3 separate regions of the Homo sapiens genome follow, and regions 1 and 3 are each linked to region 2. A link is an interaction called in ENCODE POLR2A ChIA-PET data of the cell type or tissue named here. Cell type or tissue: K562. All regions are shown on one strand. Region 1 has its middle 27 kb from the start of NEK6. Region 2 has its middle 110 kb from the start of NEK6. Region 3 overlaps DENND1A (DENN domain containing 1A).

Evidence for each region. ChIA-PET counts read pairs that join two places held together with the same protein. Peaks named below come from ENCODE experiments on the same cell type or tissue, not always from the same donor. Only the 100,000 strongest peaks of a DNase experiment are listed, where the experiment ranks them.
Region 1: POLR2A ChIA-PET joins it to region 2 with 8 read pairs; 4 of 35 experiments call an interaction of 5 or more read pairs at or near these places.
Region 3: POLR2A ChIA-PET joins it to region 2 with 5 read pairs; 1 of 35 experiments calls an interaction of 5 or more read pairs at or near these places.

What each region holds. Positions count from the first base shown.
Region 1 is chr9:124,228,572-124,233,571 of GRCh38, forward strand. No RefSeq gene overlaps it. Among named protein-coding and RNA genes, the nearest start is that of NEK6, 27 kb to the right of the region's middle. In K562, no CTCF peak of the experiment used is centred here; a DNase peak (open chromatin) is centred at 2,970.
Region 2 is chr9:124,143,064-124,148,063 of GRCh38, forward strand. No RefSeq gene overlaps it. Among named protein-coding and RNA genes, the nearest start is that of NEK6, 110 kb to the right of the region's middle. RefSeq lists a silencer at 1-21 and enhancers at 407-980, 981-1,556, 1,557-2,130. In K562, no CTCF peak of the experiment used is centred here; a DNase peak (open chromatin) is centred at 1,938.
Region 3 is chr9:123,554,164-123,559,163 of GRCh38, forward strand. DENND1A (DENN domain containing 1A) reads right to left here. Exons shown (of 24, transcript NM_001352964.2): 13 at 3,407-3,532. Among named protein-coding and RNA genes, the nearest start is that of MIR7150, 71 kb to the left of the region's middle. In K562, no CTCF peak of the experiment used is centred here; a DNase peak (open chromatin) is centred at 2,788.

The DNA.
Region 1 (5,000 bases), 86 kb after region 2:
CTTGGGCATGGCAGGCCAGTCTCCCCCAGACCCACCCACTGACAGCCTCCCAGCAGGAGGGAACTCACACTCCTCACAACAGCACTTTGTGGTGTAAATACAAAACCCCATTTTACAGATGAGAAAATGGAGGCTTGAAGAAGTGAATTGACTTGCCCAGCGCCTCATAGTCAAAAAGTAATCAAACTGGACTTGGCACACAGGTTGACAAACCCCAAGGCCAGGATTCTCTCCTTGCTCCCCCAACCCTTGGATCTCCCACCTGCTGGCGCCAGACCTAATTAGGAGCTCTGCTGGCCCCTGAGGTGGGTTGGGAGGTGGGTGTGTCATTAGATTGTGAGATTCTGGAAGCTCCCGCCATGTGTCATTATGTCTAATTACATGAGTTCAGGCTTCTGCGTGGGCTGGTGGAGCCAGAGTGTCTCCGTGCCCAGGTGGCCAGGGAATTTCTGCAGCCAAGAAGTGGATGAGAGGCCGCTGAAGGACCCCGGTAACATGTTCCCCAAATCTCCTGGAGAAAGCCGAGTTCCAGGCCCCTCCCGGAGGCTGAAGGGTGGCCCCGATGGGGAGTTGGGGTCTCTCCATGCTTCTCGGGGTGCACTTAACCAGACTCCTACCTGGGCAGGGAATAGAGTAGAAGGAAATGGCTGCATGAGGGGCACAGCCCCTAGTCCCCTCATCCCAGCCCCAGACGGACAGACTCACACATGCATATGCACACACAAAACACAGAAACATGGTGTTGGAACAAATATCTGGACTTTTTTTTTTGGTAGATGAATCTGCTCTGTCATCCAGGCTGGAGTGCAATGGCATGATCTTGGCTCACTGCAACCTCTGCCCCCTGCTGGGTTCAAGCGATTCTCCTGCCTCAGCCTCCCAAGTAGCTGGGATTAAAGGGGCCCACCACCACACCCAACTAATTTTTGTATTTTTAGTAGAGACGAGGTTTCACCATGTTGGCCAGGCTGGTCTAACTTCTGACCTCAGGTGATCCACCCACCTCGGCCTCCCAAAGTGCTGGATTACAGGCATGAGCCACCATGCCTAGCCAAATATCTGGACCTTTGAGTAAAGAGCTGCTTACACTTTCATCAGTTCCACTGGGTGTTCACTCTGGGGGAAAGGCAAGTGAGAAGGAACATGGAATAGGGACAGAACGTGGTCACTGTCCTCCCTAGGCAGACATGGGTGAGGGAGGCGATCTTTTGCACGTGCTCATTTAATAAGCAGGTATTGGCCGGTCATGGTGGCTCATGCGTGTAATCCCAGCACTTTGGGAGGCCGAGGTGGGTGGATCACAAGGTCAGGCATTCAAGACAAGCCTGGCCAAGATGGTGAAACCCCAACTCTACTAAAAATATAAAAATTAGCCACGCGTGGTGGCGGGCGCCTGTAATCCCAGCTACTCAGAAGGCTGAGGCAGAGAATTGCTTGAACCTGGGAGGTGGAGGTTGCAGTGAGCCTAGATTGGGCCACTGCACTCCAGCCTGGACAGAGCGAGACTCCATCTCAAAAAAAAAGAAAAAAAAAAAAAAAAGCAGGTGTTGAGTGACTTCTGTGTGCCAGGCATTGTTCTAGGCATTGGGGTTATAAAATAAAGTCCCTCTTCTCAAGGGGAGAGAGACAATAACCATACACTAAATATGTAATGTACCAGATGGTGACAAGCAGAGTGAGGGTGAGGGGCCACTGCTCATAGATGATTATCTGGCTGGAGAAACAGTCAAACCTTTCCCCACTGACTTCCCAAACCCAGAGGATAGATGGAGAAACGACTTGGGGAATAGAAAAAAGGACCCACCTCCCCAGGTGCCTTCTCCTCCTTCTTCTCTTCTCCCTCTCCTCTAATGTTGTTTTTCCTTTAAACGTTACTTAAAACAGACCAGGCTCAGTGGCTCACGTCTGTAATCCCAGCACTTTGGTAGGCCGAGGTAAGAGGATCACTTAAGGCCAAGAGTTTGAGACCAGCCTGGCCAACATTGCAAAACCCTATCTTTATGAAAAATACAAAAATTAGCCAGGCATGGTGGTGTGCACCTGTAATCCCAGCTATTTGGGAGGCTAAGGCACCATAATCGCTTGATCCTGGGAGGCGGAGGTTGCAGTGAGTGGTGATCAGGTCATGGCACTCCAGCCTGGGTGACAGAGAGAGATTCTGTCTTCAAAAAATATACAAATAAATTTTTTTAAACAGTTACTTAAAACATACGGGAGGTGTAGAAAATTATATGACAAATACTCATGTACCCGCTACCCCTGTTAAAAAATGAAACTTTAGGCTCGTAAAAAAATAAAAACTGGCTGGGCGCGGTGGCTCATACCACGGCACTTTGGGAGGCCGAGGTGGGCAAATCAAGAGGTCAGGAGTTCGAGACCAGCCTGACCAACATGGCAAAATCCCGTCTCTACTAAAAAGGCAAAAATTAGCTGGGTGTGGTGGCATGTGCCTGTAATCCTAGCTACTCAAGAGGCTGAGGCAGGAGAATTGCTTGAACCAGGAGGCAGAGGTTGCAGTGAGCCAAGATCACGCCACTGCACTCCAGCGTGGGCAACAGAGCGAGACTCTGTCTCAAAAAACAAACAAACAAACAAACAAACAAAAAACTTACAAATATAATCAAAGGTCCCCATGTTAGCCAGGAAAGGCTAGGTTATGCTGTAGTAACAAACAAACCCCAAATTTCAGTTGCTTTAAACAACAAAGGTCTGCTTCTATCGCATTCTCGATCCAGTGAGGGTTGACTACATTGGGCTATGTTCATTGTAGTCTCTTAGGAACCCAGTCTGAGGGATGCTCCACTATTTATGATGCTGTGATCTCAGCAAAAGGCTTCAAGATTCACCAGGTAAGGAAGGGAGCAAGAAGACTCAGGTGCTGGCTCTTAGATGTTTCCATTTGGAAGCGGCATGTGTCAGTTCTCCTCACATTTCATTGGCTAAAGCAAGTCATGTGTCCATGTCCAGCTTCGAAGGGGAAGTGAAGTATAATCCTCTCATGTGCTCAGAAGAGAACTGACATGGTGGTGAGCATTGTTAATATCTACCGCTTTTCTTATCCCATTTCCATCTACCCTTCACTCCCAGCAATAAGACCCATCTAGAAGTTGTTATGCATCCTTTTCACCTGTGGATTTTAAAAAACTTTTAGTATGCCTGTATACATCAACAAAGAATATATAGAAAGAAAGCCAGGTGCGGTGGCTCATGCCTGTAATCCCAGCACTTTGGGAGGCCGAGGCAGGCAGATCGCTTAATGTCAGGAGTTCGAGATCAGCCTGGCCCACCTGGTGAAACCCTGTCTCTACAAAAAATACAAAAATTAGCCAGGTGTGATGGCACATGCCTGTAATCCCAGCTACTGGGGAGGCTGAGGCACAAGAATTGCTTGAACCCAGGAAGCGGAGGTTGCAGTGAGCCAAGATCGTGCCAATGCATTCCAGCCTGATTGACAGATCAAGACTCAGTCTCAAAAAAAAAAAAGTATATATATATATATATATATATATATATATATATATATATATATATAGAAAGAAATCACAAAGAAAACTAGAAAATATTTTGAGCTGAATAACAATGAAAATGTAACATATCTAAGCCTATGTGATACAGATAAAGCAATACAATAAAGGGAAAGTTATAACATTAAATGGCTTTATTCAAAAGGAAGAAAGTCCCAAAATAAATACATTTGCTAAGCTTCCACCTTTAGGAACTAGATAAAGAAGAGCAAATTAAACCCAAAGCAGGTAGAAAGAAAGAAATAATAAGATAAGAGTAGAAATCAATGACTAGAAAACAGAAAAACAAGAGAGAAAATAAATGAAACCACAAGCTGCCTCTTTGAAAACATCAACAACATTGATAAACTTCATCTTCAATCAGTAGAAAAGAGAAAGTCACGGGCCAGGTGCAGTGGCTCATGCCTGTAATCCCAGCACTTTGGGAGGCCGAGGTGGGAGGATCACGAGGGGAGGAGATGGAGACCATCCTGTCTAATGTAGTGAAACCCCGTCTCTACTAAAAATACAAAAAATTAGCCAGATGTGGTGGCGTGTGCCTGAAGTCCCAGCTACTCGGGAGGCTGAGGCAGGAGAATTGCTTGAACCCAGGAGGTGGAGTTTGCAGTGAGCCGAGACAGTGCCACTGCACTCCAGCCTGGGCGACAGAGCAAGACTCCATCTCAAAGAAAAAAAAAAAGACACAAATTACCAACAAGAAAAATGAAAGCCTGGGTGCAGTGGCTCTGCCTGTAATCCTGACACTTTGGGAGGCTGAGGCAGGAGGATTGCTTAAAGCCAGGAATTCAAAACCAGCCTGGGCAACACAGCGAGACCCTGTCTCTACAAAAAGTAAAAAAATTCGCTGGGTGTGGTGGCTCATGTTTGTAGTCTTAGCTACTTGGGAGGCTGAGGTGGGAGAATCCCTTGAGTCTAGGAGGTCAAGGCTGCAGTGAGCTATGATAGCGCCATTACACTCCAGCCTGGGTGACAGAGCAAGACCTTGTCTCAAAAAAAAAAAAAAAAAAAAAAAAAAAGAAAGAAAGAGAGGGCATCCCTACACATCCTGTGACCATTAAAAAGATAATAAGGAAGTATTGTGCCCAAAGTTATGACCACAAATTTGACAACTTAGATGAAGTGGGCATATTCCTTGAAAGACACAAACTAGCAAAGTTCTCAAGAAGAAACAAAGGGAAGCGGAAAAGATAACTATTGGGTACTGGGCTTCATAGCTGGGTGATGAAATAACCTGTACAACAAACCCCCATGACACATGTTTACCTATGTAACAAACCTTCACATGTACCCCCAAACCAAAAATACAAGTTTAAAAAAAGAGGGAAAACATTACTTTTTCTCTCTTTTAGTTTGAGAAACTAGCAGTTAATTTTTTTTTTTTTTTTTTTTTTTTGAGACGGAGTCTCACTCTGTCGCCCAGGCTGGAGTACAGTGGTGCCATCTAGGCTCACTGCAAGCTCCACCTCCCAGGTTCAC
Region 2 (5,000 bases):
CCCCTGTGACCTGCACGTAGACATCCAGATGGCCTGAAGCAACTGAAGATCCACAAAACAAGTGAAAACAGCCTTAACTGATGACATTCTGCCATTGTGATTTCTTTCTGCCCCAACCTAACTGATCAATGTACTTTGTAATCTCCCCCACCCTTTAGAAGGTTCTTTGTGATTCTCCCCACCCTTGAGAATGTACTTTGTGAGATCCACCCCCTGCCCACAAAACATTGCTCCTAACTCCACCGCCTATCCCAAAACCTGTAAGAACTAATGATAATCCCACCACACTTTGCTGACTCTCTTTTCGGACTCAGCCCGCCTGCACCCAGGTGAAATAAATAGCCTTGTTGCTCACACAAAGCCTGTTTGGTGGTCTCTTCACACGGACACGTGAGACATTGATGTGTTTCATTTTAGTTTCATTTGTGCTAGTTGGGGTCCCAGCAGGAAAGGGATGGTACCCTCAAACTGAGTAATTTGAGGAGAGTTAAAAAAAAAGGAAAATTTACAAAGGTGTGTGTCAGGCCTCTGAGCCCAAGCTAAGCCATCATATCCCCTGTGAACTGCATGTAGACATCCAGACGGCCTGAAGCAACTGAAGATCCACAAAACAAGTGAAAATAGCCTTAACTGATGACATTCCACCATTGTGATTTGTTTCTGCCCCACCCTAACTGATCAATGTACTTTGTAATCTCCCCCACCCTTAAGAAGGTTCTTTGTAATTCTCCCCACCCTTGAGAATGTACTTTGTGAGATCCAACCCCTGCCCGCAAAACATTGCTCCTAACTCCACCGCCTATCCCAAAACCTGTAAGAACTAATGATAATCCCACCACCTTTGCTGACTCCTTTTTTTGGACTCAGACCGCCTGTACCCAGGTGAAATAAACAGCCTTGTTGCTCACACAAAGCCCGTTCGGTGGTCTCTTCACACGGACGCATGAGACAGTGTGGACAGTATATAATAAATAATTTGTTGGCCCAGGAGGTCAAGGCTGCAGTGAGTCATGATTGCACCACTGTACTCCAGCCTGAGTGACAAAGCAAGAACCTTTCTCCCTCTCTCTCTCTTCTTTTTTTTTTTTTTTTTTTTGAGACTGAGTCTCACTCTGTCACCCAGGCTGGAGTGCAGTGGCTCGATCTCGGCTCACTGCAGCCTCTGCCTCCTGGGTTGAAGCGATTCTCCTGCCTCAGCCTCCTGAGTAGCTGGGATTACAGGCATGTGCCACCATGCCGGGCAAATTTTTGTATATATTTTTTTCTTTCTTTTTTTTTTTTTTTTTTTTTTGAGACGGAATCTGGCTCTGTCGCCCAGGCTGGAGTGCAGTGGCGCAATCTCGGCTCACTGCAAGCTCCGCCTCCCAGGATCACGCCATTCTCCTGCCTCAGCCTCCCGAGTAGCTGGGACCACAGGCGCCTGCCACCACGCCTGGCTAATTTTTTGTATTTTTAGTAGAGACGGCGTTTCACTGTGTTAGCCAGGATGGTCTTGATCTCCTGGCCTTGTGATCCGCCCACCTCGGCCTCCCAAAGTGCTGGGATCACAGGCGTGAGCCACTGCACCCGGCCAAATTTTTGTATTTTTAGTAGAGATGGGCTTCACCATGTTGGCCAGGCTGGTCTCGAACTCCTGGCTTCAAGTGATCTGCCTGCCTCAGCCTCCCAAAGTGCTGGGATTACAGGCATGAGTCACCTCACTCGATCCTTTCTCAAAACAAACAAAAAGAATTTGCTGGCCTCGGCTCCTGGTTCCTGGGAGGTAATCTTCAAATCCCTGGAACTTCCTGAGTAAAAAAAGTATCTTTGATATTCATGATGGCTCCCATGGGCCACACGTGATGGTTTAGGTGACTAATGCTTCCTAGGAAGTTTATGCTAATCAGAAGACAAGGTAGGGTCAGGGTGGAGACTGACAATGCCAGAAAGTCCAACCGTTTGATAAGACGGCTGGGGCTTTGAGTCACCTGATATCAGCCCTACCTCTGGGGACAGCTAGGGGAGTAAAGGTTGAGTTCAACCTCATGGCCATGATTTAATCAGCCTATGAAATAAAGCCCCAATAGAAAGTCTGGACACTGTCATTTAAGTGAGCTTCCCTGGTTGTCCATACTATGCATATTGATGTGCTGGGAGGGTAACGGCTCCCCGAGGATGATGGAAGCTTGATGTTTGGGACCCTTCCAGACCTTGCCCTATGCATCTTTTTCTTTGGCTGATTCTGGTTTGTATCTTCTTGCTAATCATATGTATCATGCTATCCTGAATTCTATGAGTTATTGAAACTGCCTTTGCAAAATTATGACTGAGACAGTGAAAGAGACCTAATTTAACCAACTCCATCTTGTTTCTTTCTTTTTCTTTTTCTTTTTTTTCTTTTTTCTTTTTTCTTTTTTTCTTTTTTTGAGACAGAATCTCTTTGGCACCAGGCTGGAGTGCAATGGCGCGATCTCGGCTCACTGCAACCTCCGCCTCCCAGGTTCAAGAGATTCTCCTGCCTCAGCATCCCGAGTAGCTGGGACTACAGGCGCGCACCACCATGCCTGGCTAATTTTTTGTATTTTTAGTACAGACGGGGTTTCACCATGTTGTCCAGGCTGATCTTGAACTCCTGACCTCAGGTGATCCACCTGCCTTGGCCTCCCAAAGTGCTGGGATTACAGGCGTGAGCCACTGCACCTGGCACCCCATCTTGCTTCTAACCTCCAAACTGTCCTTGTTCATTCCTGGGTGTAGGCTGAACTATCTTTGAGAGAAACCCAGTTTATAGTTTATAGTTTAAAACGAAGACATTAACAGCCCTTTCCCAAAGCAGACCTTCTTGCTTGGGGACTAGATTGCCTTTGTAGGACTAACATTAGCCACAACATTAGAAATTATGGTTTAGGAGTCACGCAGCTGGAGGTTACAAGATTCTCACCCTCCCTAGACTGCTCCTAAGGTCAGTGCTGAGATATTTTTCAGACCCTGCACTTGATGGATCAGCTGGCATCACCCAGAACAATAAACTGGCTCATCTGATCTTATGATCCCTACCCAGGAACTGACTCAGCACAATAAGGCAGCTTTGACTTTCTGTAATTTCCTCCCTGACCAATCAGCACTCCTGGCTCACTGGCTTCCCCCCACCCACCAAGTTGTCCTTAAAAACTCTGCTCCCCAAATGCCCGGGGAGACTGATTTGAGTAATAAGAAAACTCCAGTTTCCTACACAGCCGGCTCTGTGTGAATTATTCTTTCTCTATTACAATTCCCATGTCTTGAGAAATCAGCTCTGTCTAGGCAGGGGGAAGGTGAACCCCTTGCACAGTTACATTATTCTAGAATGTTTGAACCTGAGGGAGTAGTGAGGATCCCTGGATTTGTAGTCAGCTGGTTAGAAGTGGGGGTAGTCTAGGAAACCCCAAACTTGCAGCTGATGTCTGAGTCTTCTAGAGGACTGTGCTCTTTCCCTTGCGAAATTTGGCCAGACTATGAGCCGCTGGTGTCAGAAGTCACTGCAGGCAGAGGGTTTAGGAAAAGTAACAGGAGGTGATGCAGTACCCCCGGGTGAGCATCAACGGGGAGCTCTTACCTTCTCCAGGCCTTAGAGACTGGAGAAAGGAGCAAATAGAAGCTCAGAGAGGATGACATGGAGCAGACCATCCGACAGGAGCTGTGGCTTTTTCTTTTCTTTTCTTTTCTTTTTTTTTTTTTTTTTTTGAGACAGTTTCGCTTTTTCACCCAGGCTGGAGTGAAGTGGTGCGATCTTGGCTCACTGCAACCTCCACCCACCGGGTTCAAGAGATTCTCTTACCTCAGCCTCCTGAGTAGCTGAGACTACAGGTGCCTGCCACCACAACTGGCTAATTTTTGTGTTTTTAGTAAAGACAGGGTTTCGCCATGTTGTCCAGGCTGGTCTCGAACTCCTGACCTCAGGTGATTCACCCACCTCGGTCTCCCAAAGTGTTAGGATTACAGGCGTGAGCCACTGTGTCTGGCCAGGAGCTATGGCTTTCAGTAAAGGGACACAGGCAACTCCCAGCAAGGAGTGAGCCAGAGCACTTGGTGCCCTGATCTCTTGACTCCATCCTCTGATCTCTTACTGATGTCTTCCATTGGCTGAACTAAACTGGAAGCCAAAGGACAAGGAAATCTATAGAGGTCAGCTCCAAGGCACAGAGCAGAACAGAGCATGGATCTGGAGAGGCTAATATCCAGTTCACTTGCCCCAAACAAAATCATCTTCTCTCTACCGCCTTTCCCTCTCCTTTCTTGCAGAATAAAATCAAATGAGGACCTGGAGGGCCTTTGATCACAGAGTTGGAGACAGTCCCCCAGGGGATGGCAGATGAAGATGAAGGAACTACAGTCCCAGAATGTTTTCAGTGAGAAATGCCTCCTCAGCTTGGGGCTTCTTAGCTTTAGATTCTTATGTGAAAAAGAAAGAAATGTCCAGCTTGCTTGAGTAACTGTGTTTTCTGATCTTTTTGCTATGGCAGTTTAGCCTGTATCCTAACTGATGTCGTTGGTATGGACATGATAATCCAGGCTGTCTGCTACATTGGAGAGAGGGTAAATGGGTACACTATCTCTCAAACACAATCGAACATGATATATCAGGAGCTTTAAAAGTTTAGATCCTGTAGTTCATGATTCTATTTCTTGGAGTTTAAGAAAATAGAAATATTGGCACAAGTATATTCAATTACATACCATTGATGTGATTTTCATAAAAAAATCAGGAATAGAAGCAACCTTAAAATACATACAATAATAAAAGAACAATTAATAGATTATGGTCCAGCCTGGCCAACATGGCAAAACCTGTCTCTGCCAAAAAAAAAAAAAATCCAAAAAAAATTAGCCAGACGTGGTGGCACACATCTGTAATCCCAGCTACTCAAGAGACTAAGGCACGAGAATCACTTGAGCCTGGGAAGCAGAGGTTGCAGTGAGCAGAGATTGTGCCACTGCACTCCAGCCTAGGTGACAGGGTGAGACTCCGTCTCAAAAAAAAA
Region 3 (5,000 bases), 590 kb before region 2:
AACGCCTCCTCCCTATTTCTTGGGCTCATATGTACTTTGCAGTCATTATTTTAAACTAATCCGCTCAACATTTTTAAAAGACAGGGTCTCACCCTGTTGCCCAGGCTGGAATGCAGTGGCACCATCTTGGCCTACTGCAGCCTCAAACTCCTGGGCTGAAGTGGTCCTCCTGTCAGCCTCCCAAGTAGCTGGGACCACAGGCATGTGATACTACATCCAGCTAATTTATTTTTTGTAGAGATGGGGTCTCTCTATGTTGCCCAGGCTGGTCTTAAATGTGCCACCATGCCTGGCTGCCCCAAGCAATCTTACATGGGGAATGTTGTTACATCATATTTTAGAAGAGGGGAATTTGCCAAAATTAAATCTATAGTTTAAAAACCATCTAGGTGACATGGTGATGACCACGACTTGAAGCTTGGTTGGAAAATTCCAGGCCTTCTGGTTTCCTTCTCCACCTTATGGAAGAAAGCCATTGTGGTTCAGATGAACAGGATTGAAAGGCTGACAGGTCTGCCATATTTCATTGATTCTAAGATGAAAATTACTTCCCATTGTAACATTTCTGAAATCTGGATGTGTCTTATAATTGGTGGCATCCTTCGATTATAATTGGCACCACTCTTTTCCCTTTCTTAATGGTACATAAACTAATAGTACATCTTATGACTGAACAGCATCTTACATTCAAGGACAAGTGCCATGTCTCCATCTAAATCCATCATGTTATCTCTAAGCTGATAGAATATTACATAGCCATTAAAACTATCATAAGACAGACTTTAATTTATTTCACCAGTTACCTAACATGGATACTCAGTATACTCCAGTGTTTTACCATTAGAAATGCTGCTACTGTGAACACCTTGGCATTAAGCATTTCCTTTTGCAACTAGGGGTGTCTTCATCCTCTCCTAGGCTCCAAATCTTGGGAGACATTTTGACACTTCTTGCTGTTCATCTCCCATATTTGATCTATTGCGGAGTCTTGCTACTTCCTCCTTCATGGTCCCTGTTCCTGGTGGAGCCACCCGGGGCTCTCTTCTGAGTTCCCATAACACTCCTCTAACTGGTTTCTCTGCCTCCAGCTCTCCTTTTAGTCCATCACTGTACTACTGCTCAAAGGCAACTTCAGTCATGTCACATTTCTGCTCAAAAACTTACACTCCTCACAGGGTAAAGTTCACTCTCTTAGCGTAGCATCCAAGGCTCCGCCAAATTTGGCTCTATCCTCTCCTGCAGCCCCATCTCCCCACCCAATTGCTCCAAAGAAAATGGCGCACTCACTGGCTATGAGGGGCCCTGTCTCCAAGCCTTTGCTTCCTCAGTTACCTCCACCCTCACTCTAGGAAGGGATGCTCCCTTCTTTCTTTTCCCAAACCTTACTCATCAGACCCAGTTCAAGTTTCACCTTCCTGATGAAATGTGTTATGGCTCAATTGATCCTCAGGAAGGACAGGCAGGCTTATCCTCATTTCACAGATGAAGAAACTGAAGTTTAAATGGATTAAATGGCTTGCTCAACTTTTAGACAGCTAAGAAGTGCAGAGCCAGGCTTGAAACTCCAGGGCTTCTGTCCTTAAATCCAGTGCCTTCCAGCACCTTGTGCAAGTACAACGATAAACTCCTCCCGTGGAGGAGCCTGTGCCCAGATCCTGCAGCAGCAATATGTCCCGAACTTCAGCTGCCTTTGGATTCCAGATGCACACAGGCCAACAATGAGATCACTGCAAGAGTGAAAATACTTCAAGTCTGTCCATTCCCAGCAACCCAAGCAAAGGATTGGGCCAGTTGTCCTATTCATTCCCATTTTAAAGGGGGGAAGACAACTGTATTTTCCTTGAATTGTGCCAGCTGTCACTGCTTTGAACCTGATTGGTTTGGCTGGACCCAAGATCGTGACAAGTAATCAGAGCCATGTCACTTTGAGACTAGCAGGACACTATCAAGAACTGGCTTTAAGCTGAAGGGCTTTCGAGAAACCTAAGGGAAATATGTCTCAGGAAGCAAAAAGAGAGTGTATCCCTTCTGCTATGTGAGCACACAGTGACGATGGCACTGCCCAAAGCTCAGGCAGCCTAGAGAGTAAGGCCTAAGTGCTAGATGGATAAAAAGGAGTAGGAGGGTGGGGTTAGGACGCTGCTCCCTGAGCACCCACTGCCCCGGCCACTTCACAGAGAGCAGGTCCTGGGTGATGGGGAAACAAGGTGTTTGCTGTTACTCTTTGTGTTTTACTTGAATACACGACGGAGTCAGAGCAGTAAAGATACTTACCAATGTATAATTGCGGCTTACAAGGAAGCGTGACCCCTGCTCACAATCAGAATTTCTATAAAGAATGCATTGTCTCACATCCCCTCATCTTTTGTGATTTGATCTAATTAAATGCTATAGGTTAAAGTAAAAATAGAAACAAACAGCCCCGGCCTATAGGCAGTGAAGCCAGTGCTGGTCCCTTACACCCAACTCTGATTCTGACTCCGACTAGGCTGGGTGTGACAGCGTCACTCACCCGTTCAAGACGAAGGCAGCCCTGTGCTCCTGGGAGAACAGGCCTGTCGGCAAGGTTTCCCTCCAACATTCTCCCCTCTGCAGGGTGACCCAGGTCCCTAGGCCAGTTCCTGCATTCTCCTCAACCAGAAAGCCAAGAGTAGGCCGAGGAGAGAAACAGCAAAGAAGAACTTCTCTCTGAAGCTAAGAGGACTGCTACTGCCCTTGGTTTCAGAGAAGACCTGCTGTCTTCACATCCTTGCAATCACGAGTCACTTCCTGAGGCAGGCAGGGGACATAGATAAGTCAACGAGGCCCAGAAAGGGGGAAGGGCCAGAGGTGGGCAAGGTCACTTCCCGGTCTTCATTGTGGTCACTTACACCAAAACCACTCTCAGGAGCCATGAGGCGTGAGACCCAGGAGGCTCTGCTTTCTCAAGCGTGGAGGAGCGGTCCCGTGAAAGAACAGGGGTGGCGAGGCCCAGTGGGAAAGCAGGGGCTCCGGGGCCATCTGGCTTTTCCGGGCTAAGTTGTTTCTCTTCCCTGAGTCTTGGTTTCCTCATTTGTAAAGTGGAGCTGATCACCGCTACTGCACAGGTGCACTGTGAAGCCCCAGGGAGAGCAGGTGAGTGTGAGGGGCCTGGCGCTGCATCTGACACGCGGTTGGGGCTTACTGTCTAGGGTGGTGCACAGGGCATAACAGCCCCCAGAGCAGTGAGGGTCTCACACATGATAGCACAGCCTCCTTGTGTTGAGAGGTATGGCAAGGGGAGTACACTGTCCCCCACCACAAACACACACAAGCTCTTCTAGATGAATCTGGAAACCAGAAGAATCATGGCATTTCTTGTGGCCCCTGAGGTATGCTTCTCAGCCCTGACCAAACACAGGCTCTGTGACATGCCAAGGCTACTCACCGGCTCGATTTTCAGAGCGTTTCGGTAGCTACCGAAGAAAGCAGCCTGGGCCTTGAGGAACGCTCTGGCCACACCATCCCCAGTGGTTGTGGAGACCTTTTTCAGCCTGTTCTTCAGGGAAGAGATCTGGTGATGGAGAGAAGGAAAACACAGGTTGAGGACAGGGTCAAAGTAGGGTGGCTGACTAAGCCCACTACATATGGAGCCCTGGAAGATCCTACGGATGGCAGGATCCATTTGATACCTCAGTTACTGGGAGGACAAAAACGTGTTCAGGCTGGGTGCAGTGGCACACACCTGTAGTCCCAGCTACTTGGGAAGCTGAGGCACGAGAATCACTGGAACCCGGGAGGCAGAGGCTACAGTGAGCCGAGATTGCGCCATTGCACTCCAGCCTGGGCGACAGAGAGAAACTCAGTCTCAAAAAAAAAAAAGTGTTCAGAATTAGGGCATGTTTTTGAAATTTAAATGAATGTTGTTCCTATTAGAACATGTCTAATAAAAACAAAAACAATTTTTAATGACTTACTCCATGCCAGGTAAGCACTTTTGCATACATTTTACAATTTAGTTATTTTAACAATCCGGTGAGGAAGGGATTAATGTTCCCATCTTACAAGGGTAAAACAGCCTCAGGGAGGTTAGGCTACATACCTAGCAACAAACTCAAGACATGGGCCACATTCCAATCAAAGTCTTGTAGTCTGGGCCCAAACTCAGACTTTCAGTTCCCATTCTATCCCCTCTTAAAGCTACTTACAAATGTTAGAATAAAGGCTTATTTATATTTCTCACACATCATACTCTAAAGGAAGTGTGGCAGCTTATACTAATAGACATGTACTCAAGAGGTTAAAACAAAAAACTCGGAAGTGATGGTAATGGGCAAAGAAGCACGTAATACATTTGGTATATAAATGTAAGCCACCAGGTCTTACATGGTGGCTAGAAATGAGCTTAAATTTGACTTAAAAGCCTCCTAGTAGCCAAAGCAAGGAGGGAAAGATGAAGGTTGTGAGACTCCACAGGTCCACGTACTACAAACAAACCCGTTGGCCAAATGGAATAAAGATTTTCCTGAAAAGTGAGACATAAAAAACAATGTAGGAAAGACTGTGTGACATGGTGGCTGTTGCCCTCAACATCAAGCTTCCCGGACTATTTCTAACATGCCCTTCATTCATCTCAAGATGCCACGCTTCAGAGCACACCTTTCACGCTGCGTTCCCCATAAGAGGAATTGTGCGACGTGGTGACCTCGAGTTATCCATTCACTCAGCAAATATTTATTATTTCCTATGTACCGAGGACTATGTTAGGTGTTGAGAATGCAAGGGATACAATGAAACCACACGTGGGTCTTGCCCTCATTCAGCTGACATTCTAGTGAGAAAAACAGGAATGCATGTGCCATTGCTACTGTGACGAGCCTGTAACAGAGCTTGTCAAGAAGGTCAAGGAAGGCTTCCTGGAGGGCAACAAGCTTGCACTAAGATCTGAAGGATGGGTGAGGGTGGTTAACTCAGCAAAGAGGGGTGAGCACCGCGTGCTAAGTACGGGGAGTGGTGTGCAAAGGCCCTGCAGCGAAGAAGAG